Regions from separate parts of the Homo sapiens genome. Here region 2 is linked to region 1. A link is a contact called in ENCODE Hi-C data. All regions are on one chromosome and are shown on one strand. The core of a region is the stretch at or near the end of the contact, and the rest is flanking DNA. Distances in the headings are between cores, read along the strand shown. Region 1 holds the start of FKBP4 (FKBP prolyl isomerase 4). Region 2 holds the start of KDM5A (lysine demethylase 5A).

Evidence for each region. A loop is a pair of places that touch in the nucleus more often than their neighbours do. Pooled maps may share reads with other maps.
Region 2: a pooled map shows a loop between it and region 1 (7-fold over the local background). The contact joins the promoter of KDM5A here to the promoter of FKBP4 in region 1. A Hi-C loop is called at or near these places in 6 of 50 pooled maps.

Annotation. Positions count from the first base shown.
Region 1 is chr12:2,792,139-2,797,400 of GRCh38, reverse strand. It overlaps FKBP4 (FKBP prolyl isomerase 4), which reads right to left and starts at 2,431. Exons shown (of 10, transcript NM_002014.4): 1 at 2,157-2,431; 2 at 119-263. The coding sequence starts at 2,261. ITFG2-AS1 (ITFG2 antisense RNA 1) reads left to right here. Exons shown (of 4, transcript NR_146317.1): 2 at 455-524. RefSeq lists enhancers at 1-968, 2,462-3,006, 3,007-3,552 and silencers at 1,383-1,792, 2,143-2,202, 2,233-2,612.
Region 2 is chr12:388,070-393,331 of GRCh38, reverse strand. KDM5A (lysine demethylase 5A) reads left to right here and starts at 4,012. Exons shown (of 28, transcript NM_001042603.3): 1 at 4,012-4,405. The coding sequence starts at 4,241. LOC105369594 (a long non-coding RNA gene) reads left to right here. Exons shown (of 4, transcript XR_007063149.1): 3 at 1,493-1,611; 4 at 2,391-3,299. It also overlaps a transcript of CCDC77 not described here. RefSeq lists an enhancer at 3,555-3,849.

The DNA of each region.
Region 1 (5,262 bases), core at 1,182-3,681:
AGTTAACAGACTGTGATAAACCATTCCTCCCTGAGCTTGGTCCTGAGAAAATGGTTTCTGCTTGTGACAGCTTGTGTCCACCTCGAACCTATCCTACCAGCCCACTGACCACGCCTACCTTTTCCCAGGTCAAAGGAGAATTTGTCCTTGCGATCCAGACTGGAGTCAAACTTTGTGCCATCTAATAGCCAGCCAGTGTAGTGGACAAAGACTCGGTCCCCAATCATGGGCATCTCTGTACCTGTGCCCTCTCTCTTGATGACCTGGGAGGAAGGGGGAGAAAGTGAGTACCCCAGGGTTTGGGGCAGAAAGGGGCACCAGCACTGCCTGCAAGCCTCCAGAGGGAACATAAAGGGACTTCTCTGTGTTCATCCTCCTCTGCCTACTTGTCCCTCCAGATTCAGTTACTAGCAGCTTGGCTTATGAGTCAACTAACCTTCTTGTCTTTCTTGAGGTGCAGCAAGACTTGGTTTGAAAAAGGAGACAAAAGGCTGAGAGATCTGAGTTCAAGTTTCCGCTGTATGGTAAGTTTTTAAAATTCTCCACACTTTATTTGTAAAGCAGTGATGATAATCCCTATCTCCTACAGTTGTTGGAAGATTAGACCAGTAAAAGGTTGAATAATAGATTATTATTATAATCGGCAAAGGGGGAAGTATTTATGCCACACTTCCTCCTTCTTCCTTCATGCCAGTGGTCGTCAGACTAAGGTCTGGTTTGGAGACAGGAGAGCGAGAGGAGTATGAGTGAAGAGAATAGAAACAGTTCAAAACAGGTAAGGAAGAAACCAGGTTATAGGTGAACCCGGAGGCTCTCCATGGGACCTTAAACTCTGACTTGGGAGCTGAGTATTCCTCTGGTAGTTAGTCCAGGGCTGGAGTATTTCCCAGAAACGTAAAGGCTTCTTTAGCGCCACCTGGTAGGTGTGTGGTTACCCTCCAAGGGAAAGCTTCCACGAAGAATAGACAGGGGCTTTGAGGAGTAGAAAGGTAAAAGGGAAGGAATGATGGATCAAAGGGGAAATGAGCTTTCCTGGAATAACAATCTCGTAGAAAACGGCAGGACGCTGGAGCGAGAAGGGGAAGTCACATGCCACAGGAGAGCCGCTGGAGCAGACGCTTGAGGTCCCCAATAATCTGGTGCAAAGACAGATGCACTTCTGGACCAGGTAAAGGCCCCCTGAGGTGGGTGCCGCACACGCGGAGCTCAGCGGTGGGAAGCCAGGATGAGGACGCAGCAGCGGATGGGGAGAAGGCATAAGACGCAGGCTGGGAATTCACCATCTCTGATTCTCCCTGGAACCTGCTCCGACCCAAGGCAGGTTGTCCTGGCCCAGGTCAAGATGCCCTCCCCGCAGCTCCCCAGGCTATTTGTAGTCGAGCGGTCACTCGGCGGCAGGCTCCACAGCAGAGCGCCTCCTCCCCGCCCCACACCCCGCAGCCCTGGCTCCGGGAGGCGGCGGAGGGGGGAGGGGACTACAGCTCCCGGCATGCCCCGCGCCCGGCCTCCCCGGGGCCGAGGGAGGGGGCGCCGCGCGGCGAGTGGGGACCTCGCTGGGTCCCGGCGTCGGCAGGGGACCCCGGGAGGGCGCCGGAACCCTGTCGCGCCTGCGTCGCACAAAGGCCGAAGGGCCAGGAAAGCACTGTGGGGAGTCGCTCCCCGTCCTGGCCCGTGTTCCACCGCCCGGGTGGGCGAGCCCTGGCACCGCCACCAACGAGGCGGCCCGCGGCTGGCAGCTCCGCTGGGGCCGCGAGGTCGGGGGCGGCGTGGCGTGGGAGGCCCGGCCTGGCCCCGGGCTGCGGCTCGGGTGCCCGCGGCGGTCGCCTCGCCCCGCCCCTCTCCGCCGCCCCGCGCGCGCCGGGGTGGGCACTGCAATCCCGACCCCCTGCCCGGGCCCGGGCGCTGCCGGCTGGGGAGCCTGGGGCCTCGGCCCGCGCACCTAGGCCGCCCCCCTGCCGAGCGCATGGCCGGCCTCGGTGCCTTAAACGACGCAGCCCGGTCCGGGACGGCGATGCCACCGGCCCCCGGCGGGACGGCCGCGAGGCTGCAAAGGCGGCCGCCTCGACCCGTGCCCGGCCGCGGGCTCCGGGCGCGGCGGAAGGGCGGCCCGCGGGGCCCCGGGTTCCGACGCCTCCGCAGGCCCCGCCGCCCCTCACCTTCAGCACGCCTTCGTCCTGTTTGGGGCTGATGTCCACTCCCTCCATGGGCAGCGGCGCCGACTGCGCCCCGCTCTCGGTCGCCTTCATCTCCTCGGCTGTCATCTCCGCGCGGCGCGCCGTTTATCCGGGAGCTGGTGCCGGCGCGAGCGCACTCTGGGCCGCGGGCGGGGGCGCTACCTGCGGGGCGTGCGGGAGGCCGGGCGCGGCGGCACTGACTGCGGACCGCGAGGAGGCTTGAGCACCTCTGCACGCGGCGCGAGAGCTGGGGTAGGTGGGTCAGGAGCGGCTCGGGGAGCGATTGGTCCCGCCCCGCCGCGAGGGAGGGGCTGGGAGGAGCGGGAGCGCAGACAGAGGGGGCGGGGTGCAGAACTTTCTAGAGACGGCGGGACTGAGCCGGTTCGGGCTCAGTGCTGCGGGCGCTTCGGAATTTTTTTTTCTTTTTTTTTTTTTGGTTCTTGCCTCCTTCTGGCTGCCTGCCCCCTCCCCCTTCTCCTGGGACCCTCGGACTCGGGATCTCCCCGGCGGCCTCCCTTGGCCCTTCCTCCCTCCCTCCCATCCCCGCCCGCTTCCCTGTCTAACCGGATTCTTCCAGATTCTTCTCGATCGATCTCCCGACATCACTCCACCAGTCCGCTGCGCCTGCGGCGGGGTGTGGGGAGCGCAGGCTGCGGGATGGCAGTGGCGGCGCCCCCTCCCCGGGACCGGCCGTCACCACGGGCGGCGTGGCCTCTCTGCTATGACCCGCGTAGACCCTTCCCTACTTGGGGGAAAGAGGGCAAGGGCGTGCGCGGGGAGCGGGGAGTGAGTGGACAGCGCTGCCCCGCTGCAGAGAGCCGGGGAAAGCGACCTCGATTTCCCCAGATCCGAGAAGCCCCGGCCAGGCAGCGATGCCTCGCTCAGCGCCTGCAGATGCTGCGAGCAGCGGGGTTGGCAAGGCATGGCCCGCCCAGCTCGGAACTCAGATGGGGCACACACTCAGGGGACCCTTCCCGGCGGTAATAAAACTGCCGTTTCCGCGAATGCTTACAAAGATGGGTTCCCCTCACGAAAAAAGTCACTCGGTTTTCCTAAAGGCCCACAGAAGGAGTATTTTCTTCTCAATGTTTGCTTCCCGAGTGTTTTTCGACAGGCTGTGGAGCGCGCAGGTGCCGGTGTCACCTAAGCTATGGTCGTGGGACCTAGAGAGCCATCTAGAGAGGGGCCTGGTTTTGCTCAGCACCTAACCCCAGTTTAGCATAGTGCCTGGTGAGTGATGTCCCAATAGTTACTGGCTGCATGAATTTTCCTTTTTTAAATTTCTTTTTCCAAGTCTTGGCTGATTTTTTTTTCTTTTTTTTTTTTTTTTGAGACAGGGTCTTGCTCTGTCGCCCAGGCTGCAGTGCGGTGGTGCGATCTTGGCTCTCTGTAGCCGGGACTACAGGCGTCCGCCACCACGCCGACTAATTTTTGTATTTTTAGTAGAGACGGGGTTTCGCCATGTTGCCCAGGCTGGTCTCGAACATCTGGTCTCAAATGATCCGCCCGCCTCGGCCTCCCAAAGTTCTCGGATTACAGGCGTGAGCCACTGCGCCCAGCCTGAATTTTTATTCCAATAATAACTGTATTTTTGGACTTCCCGTTATGTGCCCGGCACTGTGCGATTGGACGCCATTAGTCTCATCAAACTAAATTGAAAGCTTTTTAGAGATGAACTTTCAGCGTCATAATGTGATGATTTATTGTAGTCCCTGCCGACGGAACTTGAAAGGGATGCAGAAGAAAAAGCCCTTCGCTTCAGCAATTTACAGCCCAAATGAGTTGAGCCATAATGAAGACGTCTCTTTAGGTGGCTGGAGACAGCTTCAGAGGATACGGGGCGCTGCCTCTGTAGGGGTTAAATCCACTACTTTTATGCAGAAGTAACAGTGCCAGGGGTCACCCAAACTCCGGGAGACCAGGATGGTGGGTGCTGGCTTCCGGGGTGGCAGTTTACCGCAAACTGTCCTTGGCTTGCACCTACTGATTCTCCACGTGTGGCGGTTTCTTTTCTGCGTCTTTTTCTTCATCGGAAGCGGACAGTGTGGGACCCCCCCTTTAATTCTGTTCGGCACGTACATAGTGGAGCCCTTCAGATTGCCTGCCGTTACATTAACACATAGCCTAATACCCTAGTGGAATGAGCATGTGCTTTGGAGTAAGGGACGTTGGGCGGCCCATGTGTTATGTTAGCTGTTTAAATTGGGGCAGGTTAGTTAATCTTCATGTCTCGATTTCTTGTCTGTAAAATAGAGATAGTAACATTTGTAAAAGAGGGTGATTTAATGGTTAAAAAAGCGGGAATCTGTGTATGGTATCTAGCTCAGTCCTCGCCTCCAACTCCGCAGCTGGTAAATAACGGTCGTTTTAGTGTGATCTGATAGGCGCTGCAGTGGAGATGGGGACAAAGGGCTAAGAAAACAGAGGTCTGTGAGACAGGGAAGGGCAAGAGGGCAAGGTTCCCGGTGAGAAGCTCTGTCCCCACACAGTGAAGGAGGAAACTAGGGGACCACAGGCAGAAACTAGGAGAAACCACAGGAGGAAACTAGGGGTCTTGAATCCTGGAGCAGGAACTTACTGTTTCTCTTAGAATATTTCCTGGTCGTTTATGTGATATTTTTCTGATCATAAAAAGTACATATACTGTAGAAAGTGTGCACGTGTTTTAGTCTCTTTCCTCTATCTCCTCACCCTTTCCCCAGGCCATTTAAGTTAGTATTCTCATTAAAGATGTGTAACCGGTACCACTCGAAATTCTTCCAAAATGTCCCCTTTTTTTGCGGGAGGAAGTCAGCACACTTTTTCTCATCCACCTTATCTGTAGGTGACTCCTGCTGGGATCAGAAACTTTGTTTTCGTCACACTGAGCCTCTTAGAGCTGACCTGGCTCAGATCCCAAACTCTGGGCCCATCATTTACACATGAAGACCCCTTGTTTCTACAGTTCATATCTTGACCTTCCTAGGCTGCCAATGCACTTAACATCCAAATAATTGTATGATATTTGGATCGTTCAAAAGACTGAAATGCATATAGGTGTGTGTGTTCATGTATGCATACATGTTATGCAGTATACCAGTACAATGAA
Region 2 (5,262 bases), core at 2,763-5,262, 2.4 Mb after region 1:
GATCAGTCTGGGCAACATAGCAAGATCCCATGTCTACAAAAAAATTTTTTTTAATTAGCTGGGCATAACGATGCACACCTGTGGTCCTAGCTACTTGGGAGGCTGAGGCAGGAGGATTGCCTGAGCCCAAGAGTTGGAGTAAGCTGGGGTTGTGCCACTGCACTCCAACTGGGCAACGGAGTGACACCCTGTGTCTAAGAAAATAAAAATTAAAAAATAAATAAAATGCTCTTCCTTTCCCAACTACATATTTGTGTGGTGCTGGTTTTTCTTCATATATTCCAACCAAAAGAACATATTGTAACGGGTTGGAGAAACAGATATGATAATCCAGCTCGATCCTGCTAAGCCAAATGTTAAAAAAAAAAGTACAAAAAATGTAAACCAATGCCACTCTTCTCACCAGATTTTTTTGTTTTGGAAAATATAGTTATTATTTTTAAAATGTATTTAAATATAAAAGTTTTATATTGAAATGAATAAAATATTTTAAACATCTTAGGTTTAATTTCTAATATAGTAAACATCAATATGTATTATGCATATAAACAAGAACTTTGGGGGTTCTCAATAATTTTTTTTTTTGTGAGACAGAGTCTTACTCTGTTGCCCAGGCTGGAGTACAGTGGCACCATCTTGGCTCACTGCAACCTCCGCCACCCAGGTTCAAGCGATTCTCCTGCCTCAGCCTCCTAAGTAGCTGGGATTACAGGTGCCCACCACTACGCCCGGCTAAGTTTTGTATTTTTTAGTAGAGATGCGGTTTCTCCATGTTGGCCAGGCTGGTCTCGAACTCCTAACCTCAAGTGATCTGCCCGCCTCGGCCTCCCAAAGTGCTGGGATTACAGGTATGAGCCACCGTGCCTGGCCTCAATAATTTTTAAGAGTAAAGGCGTCCTGACACCAAAACAGTTTGAGAATCACTGGTGGAAATTATTCTTGAATTAAAATGACATTTGTTTAAGAATTCAGTAATTTTGACTTTTCCCTCTCTGAAACTAACCCTAATTAATCTGATTTTGTGAGGTTTTATTGCATTTTTTAAAAATCCAGGGACCACGGTCTAGCCAAATGATTATCAGATCTAAGTATTCATTTTAGTCTATTTTAACACTCAGGATAATAAATTTCAGATAAATAATACTCTAATTTTTTTTTTTCTGAAAAGTTACTGTCAAGGATTGTTTAAGTAATGCAAATGATCCTTTTAAACTACAGTTATACTCCACTGTTCTGACCAGAAACCCAAATACTATTGACTCAGTTTAACATTGTGTGTGCAGAATGCCCTCATAGAAGCTGATGAAACACAATTTGGATTTTTACAACAGTGATTTTCAAAGGGGTAAGCATGAGAGGTGGGAGTGGGGTTCATGTGCCCCCCCTGAGGGAAGCATCAGAATGTGAGGTGGTTGTAACTACAGAAGTTTCTTCTGTTCGCACCAGAGATGTTAATATTTGCTGCCCTTCTATTCACTGTCTTCTCTTACAGACTTCCTGCTGTTGTAAGCAACCACTACAGATTTCTCAGAAGTACTGTGGCAAATAAAAATGATTGAGAATCATTATACATTTTCTATTCTACTAGAGAGACAGTTTAAAATAAAATAGGTAAGTATAATCTGAAGAAAATAACAGGAAATAAATAGGACCAATCAAAGCTTTTAAGGATTTGTGCTTATACTGAGGTTCTATCAGGTTCTCACGCTCTGTTAATTTGAAAGCAAAACCATTACATTTAATTGAATGTTTAATAAAATGAATTATCAGTGGCTTGTTTTATTCGGAATTCCATTATTTCTTTTTCCGAATAATATAGTTTTCCAGATTTAAGTGGTAAAAATCAAAGACTTTGTTGTAAATTTTTTTTTTTTTGGAGACAGAGTCTCACTCTTCTTGCCTAGGCTGGAGTACAGTGGCACGATCTCGGCTTACTACAACTTCCACCTCCTGGGTTCAAGCAATTCTCCTGCCTCAGCCTCCTGGATAGCTGGGATTACAGGCGCCTGCCACCACGCCTGGGCTAATTGTTGTACATTTTTAATAGAGACAGGATTTCACCATGTTGGCCAGGCTGGTCTCAAACTCCTGACCTCAGGTGATCTGCCCGCCTTGGCCTCAAAAAGTGCTGGGATTACAGGCGTGAGCCACTGCACCTGGACATAAATCATTATAATAATTGTATGGAATTATTATGAATCACAGCGTCCTGTGTCTACACCCCTTTGTAATGTGACATTGTCACTCTTCTCATAAAAAATTGGAATTTTCCCACTTCTTGAATCTGGGATGGTCTTATGACTTGCTTTGACCAACAGAATATGATGGAGTGATCTTGTACATTTTGGAGTCTAGGCTTTAGGTCTTTGCTTCCACTCTCATCTTCTTAGAATGCTAAGACCACCATGCAGTGGAAAAGCTCCATCTACCAGAAGATGAGAAGCCATGTGGAGAACTAAGACTTCCCAGCCAATAGCCAGCACCAACTGCCAGACACGTAAGTGAGGCCATCTTGAACCCTCCAACCCTAGATGTATTCACGGTTCTCCAGAGAAACAGAACCAATAAGATGTGTGTGTGTGTGTGTGTGTGTGTTTATAAAGATATTTATTTTAAGGACTTGACTCACTTGATTATAGAGCTTCCAAGTCCAAAATCTGCAGGGTGGGTTGGCAGGCTGGAGGCCAGGGAAAAGGTGATGCTACAGTTCAAGTCTGAGAGCCATCTACTGGCAAAATTCCTTCTTGCTCATGGAAGGTCAGTCTTTTGTTCTATTCAGGCCTTCAGTTGATTGGATAAGGCCTACTCACATTATGGAGGGCAATCTGCGTTATTCAAAGTCCCCTGATTTGTTACTCAGAGGTGAGAAAAATCATGGTGTACTAAAGTCACCACAAAAACTTCTGTAGATCATATGGAGAAGCAGGAGAGATGAAGCTGGAGAGCAAAGCAGCAAATCAGCAATTAAAAAAGATGTTTGGAGTTGTTGAGTTTGGAGATGAAAAGTGACAAGATGAATTCTGGATTTTAGACAAAGCAATCCAACGTGTGGATGGAGAGGGATTTGAGAGGAGAAATCAGCTGTTGTCAGTAAGAGTATTTAAATTAGGATACTGGTAACGGGGATGGAGAGACACACGATTATACATGGGAAGTGAGAGCAGAAAGAATTAGGATTATTTCTTGATTTTTTTTTTTTTTTTTTTTTTTTGCTCAGGCAACTGAATAGATGAAGTCATTAATGGAAACCAGGAACACTGAAGAAACAGTGAACAATTAAAGTACTTTGAGTTATCAAAGTGAGATGTCCTGCAGGTAGCTAGACGATACTGGCTGGTAATTCAGGAGAGCTGCTGCGTCCTGTGTAAAAGGAAAAGCAATTCATGGATGGTGGCTAAAGCCAGCTGGCAGGATTTAGGGGATGGGTTAGACCTGCACTTGTTTTGATGGAGAAGAGGCGGGTATAAAGTGGCAGAGTGAGATTACTGTAAAATATCTGCATTCAAAGGGCTAAAAAAAGAGAAATGCTGGAAAGGCTACTTGCTATAAACGCAGCAGGGTAGGTTAAAACAAATTACGAAGCACGGGCGGTGAGGCGCGGTGCTTAAGATTAAGCCCGGCGTGTTTTCGAGTGCACTGATACACAAAAGGGAAAGGGACCCTCCTCACCGGAAGCACAACCTCTGCCCTCTGGGGCATTACACATTCCTCCGCGCCGGAAGAAAGCGTCACGTCGCGTCGCGCCTCGCCCCGCCTCGTTGCGCCTCGCCCCGCCTCGCCCCGTCGGCTTCCCTCAATCCGTACCTCTAGTAAAGAAGAGCTTGTGCCCCTCCCCGACCCCTTACCAAGGGCGAGCTGCGTGGAGTCGTTGGACTGGGCAGAACTTTGGCGGGCAAGGAGACAAACAGCCACACTGTGCTGCCGGGGAAGAGAAGAAGAAGGAAAGGCCAGACACACAGGCGTCGTGCAGCTGCGGAAGGATTCCGTTTCCTGCAGGGGGCGGAGGGATTTGACAGCACGGTAACTTCCGGAAAAGTCCTGAACCTCAGTGGAAAAGCCTTGCAAGAAACAATAACAAACGGGAGGAGGAAGCGATTCTGGGGTTTCTGTGTTGAACGGTTCTTGTCCGCGAAGATGCGCTTCGGCCTCTGTCAGGGGACTTGAACGGGCTTAGTGGGCTTCAGCCAGCTTTTCTCCACCGGTTCCCCACGGGGACCCCCCCCCCCCCCCGGCCGTTGCAATGGCGGGCGTGGGGCCGGGGGGCTACGCGGCGGAGTTCGTGCCACCGCCAGAGTGCCCCGTCTTTGAGCCGAGTTGGGAGGAGTTCACAGATCCGCTCAGCTTTATCGGCCGCATCCGGCCTTTGGCGGAGAAAACCGGCATCTGCAAAATTCGGCCGCCCAAGGTACCTCAGTCTGTGAAGAGAGAGGGGGAGAAGGAAGAATGGGGGAGTCCGTACACTGGGTTTAGCTTTACTTTTCTGATCCTTGTCTCGTTTCATATGTACTCTCTTTTGAGACAACTGGAGCCTGTTTCTGGATGTTTTTGCCTCGGTTTCTTTTGTGGTCTTATGTAGACACGTCTGAAAGCGAGAAAGTGGTGTCTCTTGGGCCTCTTCCGCCTAGAACTTGGGAACTGATACTTTTCTCTCAGCCGTGGGCCTAAAGCCTTTCGTTAGCCGATATGGTGTTTAAAGTACAGTATTATGACGTGACGTATTCTTCCCTCACGTATCCTCATTATGGTTTGATAGTCGGCTATCTCTTTATTCAAGACCTGGTTGGATCAAATATTTGCAGGCCTCATCTCAGGGCTAGGGTTTCTGAAAAGGTTATCTGAGCTCTAGTCTCACCGGATGGTATTACTAGACAAGAACTCCAGACTAATTATTGCCGCAGTGAAAAAGTCTTAGCGGGGAAAGAGAAGGAGCAGCAATAATTCTAAAATTTAGAGGTTTAGGAAAAATTGGTTTATAGTGGAGGTGGAAGGAAATGTTGAAATCTCTTGACGTAGGGAACTCAAGATCAACGATTTTAGAATCACAGTTATTGCAGATAACTAGGTTTGCCTATAAGGTTAATTATAATCTCACCTTTGAGGTAAGGAAAACAGATACTATCCCTTGTGTGGAGGGGATTAATGCCCCAAGAGGTTGAGTGATTACTCAAGGTCAAAGGTGTTTTTCTTTACTCATTAGACCAGTGCTTTTTAAATGATGTTGCTGGACCACTTGCACCAGGGTCAACTGGATGCTTGTTTAAA